Regions from separate parts of the Homo sapiens genome. Here region 2 is linked to region 1. Evidence: read pairs that join two places in POLR2A ChIA-PET (ENCODE). Cell type or tissue: GM12878. All regions are shown on one strand. Links, peaks and the distances in the headings refer to the core of each region. The heading gives the core; the rest is flanking DNA.

Region 1 (5,743 bases), core at 374-5,373:
ATCCCATCAGGAGAGGGCCCTGCCTTTGCTTCTCACAGCCTTTCATTCATCCAGTCACCCATTCATTTATTCACTGAGCACAATGTATCAAGTAGAACCTTTAAAAAGTTGTGCTAAGTGGAAGAGGCCAGTCACAAAAGTCCACATAATGTGTGATTCCATTTATACGAACATCCAGAGTGTCTATAGAAACAGAAAGTAGGTTAGTGCTTGCTTAGGGCTGAGGGGGATGGGGGATAGGAGGGTGACTGCCCACAGGTACAGGGTATCATTTTTGGGTAATGAAAAGGTTCTAAAATCGACCATGATGATGTCTGCACAGTTCTGAATACACTAAATACCATTGCAGTGCACACTTTCTAAGGGTGAATTGAACGGTGTGTCAATTAAACCTCAATAAGGCCATCTAAAAATATGTGTTGAGCACTTACTGTGTGTTGGGCACACTGGGGACTCAGGAGTGAATGGAACTAATGCCATCCTCACCCTCAGGCCACATACAGTGTGGGGATGGAGGCAGCTGCTAAACAAATGATCATACAAATCATTTTCCTTTTTGTTTTGCATTCTATTTTGTTTTTAATGGACACTGTAAACCAAAAATAAAATTGTAAGGCCCTGCAACCTTCTGAATGGACCCCTCCTCTAGGCCAAGGACATTCTAGAATGAACCTGAAAATCTAGTTCAGGCCGTCATGGAAGAGGGGGTTGGACATTTCTTATTATACCCTCCAGCTTTAACACAGACCTTAAGTCTGATAAGAAACATTTACAATCTATTCTCTCTGAAGCCTGTTACGTGAAGGCACCATCTGCATGATAACACCTTGGTCTCTACAACCCATATGGCAACTCAGACCTTTTCTTTTCTTTTCTTTTCTTTTCTTTTCTTTCTTTCTTTCTTTCTTTCTTTCCTTCCTTCTTTCCTTCCTTCCTCCATCCCTCCCTCCCTCCCTTTCTTTCTGTCTTTCTGTCTTTCTCCTTCCTTCCTTTTTTTTTTTTTTTGAGACAGAGTCTCTCTCTGTCGCCCAGGCTGGAGTGCAGTGGCGCCATCTCGGCTCACTGCAAGCTCCGCCTCCTGGGTTCACGCCATTCTCCTGCCTCAGCCTGCCGAGTAGCTGGGACTACAGGTGCCTGCCACCATGCCTGGCTAATTTTTTTGTATTTTTAGTAGAGACGGGGTTTCACTGTGTTAGCCAAGATGGTCTTGATCTCCTGACCTCATGATCAGCCTGCCTCGGCCTCCCAAAGTGCTGGGATTACAAGCGTGAGCCACCACGCCCGGCTGTCTTTCTTTCTTTCTTCCTTCCTTCCTTTCCGTGAGCCAGCATGCCCTTCCTCCCTCCTCCCTCCCTCCCTTCCTTCCTTCCTTCCTCTCTCTCTCCTTCCTTCCTTCCTCCCTGCCTTTCTTTCCTTCCTTCCCTTCCTTCCTTCTTTTCTTCCTTTCTTTCCTTCCTTCCTTTCTTCCCTCCCTCTCTTTCCTTCTTTCCTTCCTTCCTTCCTTTCTTTCTCTTTCTTTCTTCACAGGGTCTCACTGTGTTGCCCAGGCTGGACTGCAGTGGCATGATCTTGTCTTACTGTAACCTCCACCTCCCAGGTTCAACCCACCTCAACCTGCCAAGTAGCTGCAGTTACAGGCATGTGACCCCACACCTGGCTAATTTTTGTATTTTTAGTAGAGATGGGGTTTTACCATGTTGTGCAGGCTGGTCTCGAACTCCTGACCCCAAGTGATCCACTCACCTCAGCCTCCCAAACTGCTGAGATTACAGGCGTGAGCCACGGCACCCGGCCACGACTCAGACATTTCTTACTACCGATAATAACTTTTCAACCAATTGGCAATCAGAAAAATTTACATCCATCTACAACCTGGAAGGCCCTGCACACTTTGAGTTGTCCCACGCTTCCAGATGGAACCAATGTCAGTCTTACACATATTGACGTATTACGCCTCCCTAAAATGTATAAAAACAAGCTGTACCTTGACCTCCTTCGACACATTCAGGATCTCCTGAGGCTGTGTCACCGGCACGTCCTTAAACTTGGCAAAATAAACTCTCTAAATTGATTGAGCCCTGTCTCAGATACTTTGGGGTTCACAATACTTGGCAATGGTACATATTTATGGTTTCCATACATGTATACATTGTGTAATGATCAAATCAGGGTAACCAGCAAATCCATCACCCCAAACCTTGATCATTTCTTTGTGGTGAGAACATTCAGACGTCTCTTGTCGCTGTTTGGAAACACACACCACGTTATTGTTAACTGTCCTCACCCTGGGGACAGCAAGGAGGGCCGAAAGGAAGTGCAGGCTGCTGTGAGCGCCTTCAAGAGGGGGCAGCACTGAGCTCACCTGCGAGCCTAGGCCTGGAGAGCAGCTGGAGTCTCCAGCCCGAGGGGAGGCGGAGGAGGAAACTGCCTTGCAGGCAGAGGGAAGAGCATGTGCGGAGGCCCCGAGGCAGAGCCTGGCAATTCGTCGGCGGAACAGATGCTGGAAGTGGGGAGGAGGAGGAGGAGGAACAGGAGGAGGTACGGGGGTCTGGGCCGCTGTAGAGAGCCGAGGCCTCTGAAGTCTCAGCACTAGGGCAGTGGGAAGCTGTTACAGGGTAGACGCCCGGGATGTGGGAGGGGCTATATGATAATCTGGGAGGTTTTTTGTTTTTTTTTTTTTTTTTTTTTGAGATGGAGTTTTGCTCTTGTTGCCCAAGCTGGAGTGCAATGGCGTGATCTCGGCTCACCGCAACCTCCGCCTCCCGGGTTCTAGTGATTCTTCTGCCTCAGCCTCCCGTGTAGCTGGGATTACAGGCATGCGCCACCATGCCCAGCTAATTTTTGTACTTTTAGTAGAGACGGGGGTTTCACCTTGTTGGTCAGGCTGGTCTCGAACTCCCGACCATAGATGATGCGCCCGCCTTGGCCTCCCAAAGTGCTGGGATTGCAGGCGTGAGCCACTGCGCCCGGCCTGGGAGTTGTTCTGTATTGTGGAGTAAAGGGAGGCAGAGGTGAAGCCATCGAGAGAGCAGCGAGCTCATCGCTCCCCACATTCTATTAAAATGCACATTCTCCCGGGAGGGGGTTTCCAGTTAATGAAACAGGAAGCGAGGTCTGTTGAGCTTGCAACCAGCTGAGAGCAATTTGAGGACAAAAGGGAAGGGCGGGAAGAAGCGGGATCTCGGGAAGGTGGCAGGCAGGTGAGAGCCTGGCTGGCCCGTTCACGCCTGTCTGCCCCTGGTGGCCAGGACGGGAAGGTCAGAGGACAGGGTCGGAGGCGCCAACGCTCCTGGGGTCCCAGCTGCTGCAGATCCGGGCTGGGGCTGGGCCTGGCCGCTGCTGGGGGCGGGAGGCAATTCCCAGCCCCGGGCCGGTGACGTCAACGTTGTCATGGAGACCCGGCTTCCCTGCCCAGCGTTGCAGCTGCGGGAGCCCGGGCTGGGAGGCTCTGTGAGGCTGAGGGAAGCAGAGGGCACAGACCTGGGTCCTGCAGGCGGTGGCTCCACCTAAGAGCACAACCCTGCCAGAGGCAGGATGCCCAGAATGGGCGGGGCTCCCTGCTGCACCCAGCCCGCCCCGACCCTTGCCGCCCAGACGTGGCTTCGGCCTTGCGCTGGCTCCTGGGGTAGCGGATGGGGAACCCCCTGAGATGGGGGCCCAGGCTTCCCCACCTTGGGGTCCAGGGACTGCCCTCTCAGGGGCGGACTCAGTCCCCAATCTGGAAGTTGTCTTGGCATAAGAGTGTTCTGGCATGCTCCTGTCGTCGTCCCCTTAACAGGAGTGTTTCCGGACCAAACTGAGGGTGGGGCTGCTTATTCTCGCGGCCCAATAACGAGATGCAGATGAACGGGGAAAGGAAGGAGTTGATTTCTGTAACCGGGTGCAGGGAGAAGGCCTGGAAATTATCCCCAGACCAACTCAAAATTACAAAGTTTTCCAGAGATTATGTACCTTCTAAGCTATATGTCTACGTCTGAGTGTGTATTCATCTAAAGACATAAGTGATTAACTTCTTTCTTTCTTTCTTTTTTTTTTTTGGAGACGGAGTTTCACTCTGTCACCCAGGCTGGAGTGCAGTGCACTGCAGTTCACTGCAACCTGTGCCTCCTGTGTTCAAGCAATTCTCCTGCCTCAGCCTCCTGAGTAGCTGGGATTACAGGCATGCACCACCCCGCCCAGGCTAATTTTTCTATTTTTAGTAGAGACAGGGTTTCACCATGTTGGTCAGGCTGGTCTCGACCTTCTGATCTTGTGATCCAACCACCTGGGCCTCCCAAAGTGCTGGGATTACAGGCTTGAGCCACCATGCCTAGCCGTGATTAACTTCTATAACTAAGGTCTGAGTCCTGAAGCTCTTCCTCTGGAGCCTCAGTAAATTTATTTAATCTAAATGGGTCCAGGTGCTGCGGTGATTACCCTTATCTTGTCTCCTGCTAAATCATGGGGGTTTGGGGAGTTCCTTCAGACCCCCAATAAACTTGCCTGTGGAGGCCTGGGGAGTTATTTCAGACCCCCAGTAAAACTTGTTTAATCCTAAACAGGTCCTGTTAAGAATTCCTTCGTTATCCTGTCATGCTTCAAGGCCCAGGAAAGGCCCAGGCAAAACTCTTGGTGGGCTTTTGTGACATTCCAGCCTTTGTAGAAGGGCACTGGCTCTCTCAGCTATTAATGTTTCACTGAACTACTCGGTCAGTGCCGAAGCCGTTGTGATGAAGCCTGCGTTAGTGAGACCCGGCCTGCACAGGAGCACATGAAGAGGGAACCAGAAGCCTCTTACTGACCTCCTTCCACTCCCCCCGTTCTGTTTCCAATGCCTATTCACTAAGGAACATTGACCGAGCCCCTCCTTGTGCCAAGCAGTGTCCTGAATGCTTTATGAGGTCACGGAATCCTCCCTGTGGCCCCAGGACCTACAAGGGACATTTTGGAAGCCGCTGGTTTATTTATTGTTGAGCACATATGTGTTCACACATGTGTTCCCTGGAGCACATGTGTGAAATGGTGTTCTTCTTGGCGCTATGGACTGCTCTGTCAAATCTTTCCAGTTTGTTTTTTTAATAGATGTATTTTTTGTTTTTGGAGACAGGGTCTCACTCTGTCACCCAGGCTGAGGTGCACTGGCACCATCATAGCTCACCGCACCCTCCACCTCCTGGGCTCAAGTGATCCTCCCACATCAGCCTCCTGAGTAGCTGGGACTACAGGCCAGTGCTACCATGCCTATTTTTAAATTTTTTATAGAGACGGGGTCTCACCACGTTGCCCAGGCTGGTTTCAAACTCCTGGCCTTCAGTGATCCTCCTGCCTTGGCTTCTTAAAGCACTGGGATTACAGGTGTGAGCCGCCATGCCTGGGCTTTTCCAGTTTCTTAAAATACCTTTAGTAGCACAAAGTCAGTCTAAGCTAGTTAAGACTTTGGCCTCAAAACTCAGTTCACGTTTCCTTCAGCCCCTCCCTTTTCTGAGCACCTGCCTCATTTTGCTGGGGTTGCCCTTGTCCTCCGTAGGCCATTGCTGCTTCTCTGGCTGACAACAGGGATGTTCAAATGGTGGTCCAGGTGTGAGCTTTGGGAGAGACCCCATGAGGCAGGGGTGGAGGTGATGGTCCCCAGGCCATATTCCCCCCAGCCCCTTCCCCCTGTGGGCCACCTCCCGCTGCCCCCTGCTGGGTCTCTTCTTCCTTTCTGGGTGGCATAACAGGAAGCTATCTCAGGCTTACTGCCTCCTGGTGTCCACTTGACTCC
Region 2 (5,743 bases), core at 280-5,279, 220 kb after region 1:
TCCCCATAGTTTCACTTCAGCAAGAGCCAGGCCAGATGATGCCTTCCTAGATAGACTCATCCTTTCTGGATGCTTTTTGGTGCCAGTGCATCTTTAGGAATCCTATCAAAAAGTCTGATAGCCTCCAATCAAGTAGAATGACCATAAATTAATCACCCCCCAAGCTGAGCATTTAGATGGAATCCATTTACAAATAAGGCGATCATGCACAGCTTTAGGTGAGTACCTTTTTCCTCCTTTACGCCAGAATTCTTTCCTTAGGATCAATACTCAGATATAGAATTAGTGGGATCAATTAATTTAGCTGAATGGTAAAACTGTAAAACCTGGGCTTTAGCAGAAGCCTTAAACCAGTGAGCATGAAGACCCTTTGCTTAGTGAAGCAGACCCTTTGCTTAGTGAAGCTTATCCCTCCCCAGCTCACTGAAGATCTGGGATTTGTGCATCTATTGCCCGGGGAAAGGGAACCAGTGCTGCTTCTCTCTATACATAAAACCCCTCCGCAGACACTTCACAGAAAAGTCAAGTGATAAAAATGGTTTTAGATTGTGGTAGGGCAGCATTTGCCTAGGCCCGCTGCTCTGCAAGGCTGTTGTAAACAACCGGAAACATTATAAATAATTTAAGTGATTAGGTATCACCAGCAGCAGAGAAAATTAGTATATTTAAAAGAAAATTGTGTTGATGCAGATTTGACTTCCTTGATGAGGGAAGCTTAATGCCGGGGCTGCCACTGTAGGGAGCCAGGGGCGTTGTGTGGGGTTCTAAATGGAAAGTCGACGCTCACAAATCTGCTTTCTGAAAGTTTTCTTTAGTTCAGCTGCTAGGTCTTGAGATTTCATTTAATTCCACATCTGTCACCTGGTTCTGTGCCACTCACAGGTGCAGCTCGGCATTTCTGTCCACACTGGGATGAAGAGTCGCTCTTGGAAGCCGAGCTGAATTGCATTCGGTAGACCTGGGCTTTCTCCTTAATGCCCACGGTCATACCTTTTATTTATCACCATATCCTCTGGAAGCCAGGGAGAAACTCTGGTAAACAGCCTCAATGCAGACTTTTCTGAGCAAATGATTGATCCAGTAAGGGCTAAGATGGAGTTTACTCATAAAACCTTTGCTGAGATAGAGTTTACAGCCCCAGAAAACTGTCAATAAGCACTTTACACACCTTCTGAAGAAGCCATTTACATGTCACAATTACTTTATCAAGTCGCAGTCCTTTACTTTGCTAGCAGTATGTTTGTTTAGTTTATAAAGAGTATTTTTAGCACCATTTTATTACCTACTGTATTTTATTTAAGATGTAAGAAAGGTGGGGGAGTTGAAAAGAGTCCCCCAGATAGCCTGTATCTAACGACCGTTACCATCTTGGTAGATTTCCATTGCCTTATGATTTTTTGTATATGATATTTCCATAGTCAGATTCATACAGGTGCCCTTTTCTACTTCACAGACGACTTTAAATGATTTTCAAAGCCATTGATGCCTGTTTCATCAGGTATGGGTCCCTAATTCACTTATGCTCCTACTAACGGAGAGTCAAGTCGTTGGCAGTTCTTTACTTTATAAATAATATAGGTCTTCATGTAATATTTTCTGATTAAAAATTATTTCCCAAGGCTAGATATTTAGCAATGGAATAATAAATCAAAGAAAAAAGGACCATGTATTTTTATCTGCATGTCAAATTGTTCTCTGCAAGTAAATAGTTTCTCCTAAGTTGTCGTATTATATCCCATCTTGCCATTAACTGGAATAGGCCTCCACTGGAATGATTTAACATGGTGAGATCCCGAAGAATGGGACTGGGGAAAATAGGAAAGCTTAAATAGTCATCATCTTCCATGGGCAAACTGGCCATTTCTGGAGGGCACATTTGAGAAAACTGGCTGCCCCACGACCTGTTTAGTACTGATCCTGGGTGGACTGGGTTCTGTTTTGTGCTGGGTAGGAGCTAACCTGCAAGGGGTGGAGAGGCCCTTCTTTAGAGTGGAAGAAAACCCAGGATGTTGTGCACTAGATTAAGGCTTATCCTAGAGCAGATGCTTGAATCCCTTTGTAGAAGATTGCACACTTTAGAATCCTGGAGGTCCAGGACTGGGAGCTGCACTCTGGCACTGAGCTGGTCCTGGTTTTTGAGGTTGGGAAAGATTTCCTTACACCTGGGGAGACCTGGAGGGACACAAAGGCCCTCCTTATGCCTCATCAGCTAAAGTTGGTCAGTTTGCCTAATGCTGGCTCCAAAGAGCAAAAACTGCTGTGTTTAACATCCATGACCCAAGAGTGTGACATGACTACTGAACACACAAAACCATGAGCATGCAGTGGAAAAAGAGGAAGACAGACTAAGGTACACACCTGGAATAGATGGCTGGCAGTTGAAACTGAGCCAGTGGAAACCTCAGATGATGAGAACTGTAACACATAACTCATAGGATCTTTCAAAGACATCCAAGGAGAGCACTGGAGAAAGCTTTCTGGAATTCAGAGAATAGACCTGATTTGTTGCATTAAAAAATTCAGTATATAAAGAGATCTGCATTAGTGACACCAAAGATAATGTGAAGGAAAAGTCTCACAATCTAGGGCAACCCCACCATGAGATGGAAAGAAAGGAAAAGGTGGGCTGGGAGGACAGATGCCAAGGACCTAATATGAAAGCATGTCCCAAAGGACAAAGTTAAACAGACGGTGGAGAGCTATTAATGAAATAGCGAATAAAGGAAGTGTTTCTCTAATCTGCTGCTTCTGAGGGCCCACTTGGTTGCAGGTGAGATGAATAGAAAACACATCCATACCCTCAGTAATATTTCAGTAAAAATGTTAAGTTCCAAGGATAAATTTAAAAACCTGGACTTCCAGCACACTAGTTGTGTATAAAGGAAACTGAATAAGTCTAATATCAGACTTGTCCTCTTTGGTGCTGAAAACTAAAAGACTCCCAAAGTGGGTAGAATGTGGACTAGGAAGACGGAATAATTCAGTGTCCAGCCCCCGACATGTCAAGGAATTTCAAGGTATGCAATATTTTAGATATATCATGTATCCTACTCAAGGGAAATCTTGAGGCAGCCCCTGAATCGATGATTATTTTAGTCAGAAAAGAAAACTTTTAGATAGGGAGGTGAAGAGAGGGAAACCAGTGAATAATTAATTTTGCAGTACAGTTACATCTTACAGGATGATGACAGTGTGATAAAAATTTTGTCATGGTAAATATCAAATAAGGATTTTTGAATTGGAAGAAATATACCATGATAAAAAATGACAATCAAAAGCTAAAAAATAATCAAGTATCAACAAAGCAAAGGCATGGAAAGGTAAAATAAAGGTATGCTAAAGGTTATTTCAACTTTGACGACTAGGGAATCAGTCAGTAAATAAACTATACTGCAGAGGGAGATTTAATGCTACATCTGATGTTAAAGGAAACTGTGATTTTAGTTAGCATTGTTAGACTGAGGGTAACCACTGTCAGAATTGAAAAACAGACAAGAAATAAGGAGGAAAAAAGGAGATCAACATAAACTTGACCAAGAGAGTAAAAATAATGTAAAGAATCAGAATAAGTTAAAGCAAGGTAAAATGTGTAGTAATTGAAGTGAAATGGATAAGAACTTACATTTAATTTGGTGAATAGGCTGAATCCTCCTATTAGAAAAGAAATCTACCTGCAGTGTTTACAACAAGAGGCCTAAAGGCAAGGTAAATAAAACAAATAGGAATGGATGGAAGAGTTACTGGGAAAATTGGGAAGGAAAAGTTAACATCAATCTAGAATTTACGATCAGAAGTACTACAGTGTATTAAGACGAACAATATGTGATGATAAAATGCTTGTTTTCTAAAGGGATATAAAAGTCATTAGCAAATAGCATAGTACCTAAGTATATAAGACAAAAATTCCTACATATACAAAGACAACTGTATAAAGAAAAAATCTTTCAGAATTTGGAAAGTCTTGTATATAAGAAATCAGCAAAGACATAATATCAAAATAATTTGCCTTAAGAAATATACAACTTTGTGTCCTACAAATGGATAACATACACTATTTTCTTCTGTCTCAAACTTCATAAATTTGATTGCATTCGTTAGAAAACTTTAATACATTTTTTAAAAATAATGATTTCCTAAGTCATTGGCTGTAACTGGACTAGATTCAAAAGACACAAAAAGATGGCAAAATTGCTCACAATTTGAAGATAATAATTTTCTAAATATACTAAAACAAGTAAATTACTTAGAAAGTAAAACATTTATGCCATAGTTACATTTAGAAGAGGAAAGTGCTTGCCTTAAAACTTCACAAAGAATGAAGACGTATGTACTACTAAGTATTCATCTTCAGAACTTTTAAAACACCAATAAAATAGAACAAAGGAATAAAAGAGATAGAAACCAACTGAATAAAACACAAATAAAAATAAAAGGATAAAAAGAATAAAACATTCTGGTTTATCAAAAAGGCCAAATTTTGTTTTGAGACAGTGTTTTTTTCTGTCACCCAGCCTGGAATACAGTGGTGTGATCATGGCTCACTGCAGCCTTGACCTCCTGGGCTCAAGTGATCTTCCTGAGTAGCTGGGACTACAGGCATATGCCACCATGCCTGGCTAATTTAAAATTTGTGTGTGTGTGTGGAGACAGGGCCCTGCTTTGCTGCCTAGGCTGCTCTCAGATCCTCCTGCCTTAGCCTCCCCAAGTGCTGGAATTACACGTGTCAGCCACTGTGTCCAGCCCTCAAAAGACCAGTTAAACTCTTTGCCTACTTAATAAAAGAATAAAGAGGAAAAACATGTAAGAGTAAATACTGGAAAGGAGACTGAACCCCAAATAATAAACTACAGCAAATGGATGATTACCTTAAAGAATGTAAATAGGCTAAAATTGTTCTGAAAAGCAGTAGAAAAGTTAAAACACCTATTAGATAAAACAGGTTTAGGATCTAGATGGTTTTATAGCTTAGTTTTGTCTTCATTTAAATAACGTAATTCCAATTTCACTCCACCAAAGTAAGAAGAACAATGGAAATCCTTCTTCTGTCTTGAAGCTATACAACTTTCATATCAAAACTGGAGAAAGATAGTACTCCTAGCTTTCCCCTAACCTCATTCAGCCGTAGACCAATGTCATGTGTGAATATAGATGTTAAACTTCAAAAAATAGCAAATATCCAGCTGTTTACTAGAAGAGCAATATATTACAACTAAGCATTTATTCTGGAATGCAAGGATGGTTTAACACCAGCACAGTTAGCAACAAATTAAATATGAAAAAAGCATAAACTAGTAGATGCCATAAATGTAAACAGCCAAATGAAATAATCAGTATAATTTTAGAAAAAAGGTCGAGTGATCTCTATTGTATACAAATTTAAACTGTACAAATTCTGATTGTATAGTTTACAAAACAGGAAGACTTCAATTTTAAAGAGACTGATGTTTATTTTTCTTGTATTTATTGAACGTAACCACTTCTGTCTGTTCTAGAAGTAACAAACAGAAATGTGGTGTGGGAGGAAGGGACAAATGGGACATCCCATTTGTGATACTGACAAAAACCATAACACATTTAGGAGTAATTTAAATAAAGGTACAGAACTTATATAAGAAAAAAACATAAAATCTTATTAAAAAACAAAACACCATGTGAACAAGTAGAAATTTATACCAACCCTTCCAAAATTAATGTTGGATTGGAATTGGAGGTATCAATATAAACTCAAGTTACATATATATTT

Evidence for each region. Peaks named below come from ENCODE experiments on the same cell type or tissue, not always from the same donor. Only the 100,000 strongest peaks of a DNase experiment are listed, where the experiment ranks them.
Region 2: POLR2A ChIA-PET joins it to region 1 with 5 read pairs; 2 of 35 experiments call an interaction of 5 or more read pairs at or near these places.

Annotation. Positions count from the first base shown.
Region 1 is chr16:81,727,190-81,732,932 of GRCh38, forward strand. No RefSeq gene overlaps it. Among named protein-coding and RNA genes, the nearest start is that of PLCG2, 49 kb to the right of the region's middle. In GM12878, for the core only: a CTCF peak has its summit at 3,241 (motif pointing left); DNase peaks (open chromatin) are centred at 3,124 and 3,354; H3K4me3 peaks cover 998 bases; H3K27ac peaks cover 934 bases.
Region 2 is chr16:81,946,522-81,952,264 of GRCh38, forward strand. The region is part of intron 31 of PLCG2 (phospholipase C gamma 2); the gene reads left to right. Among named protein-coding and RNA genes, the nearest start is that of SDR42E1, 62 kb to the right of the region's middle. In GM12878, for the core only: no CTCF peak of the experiment used is centred there; no DNase peak of the experiment used is centred there.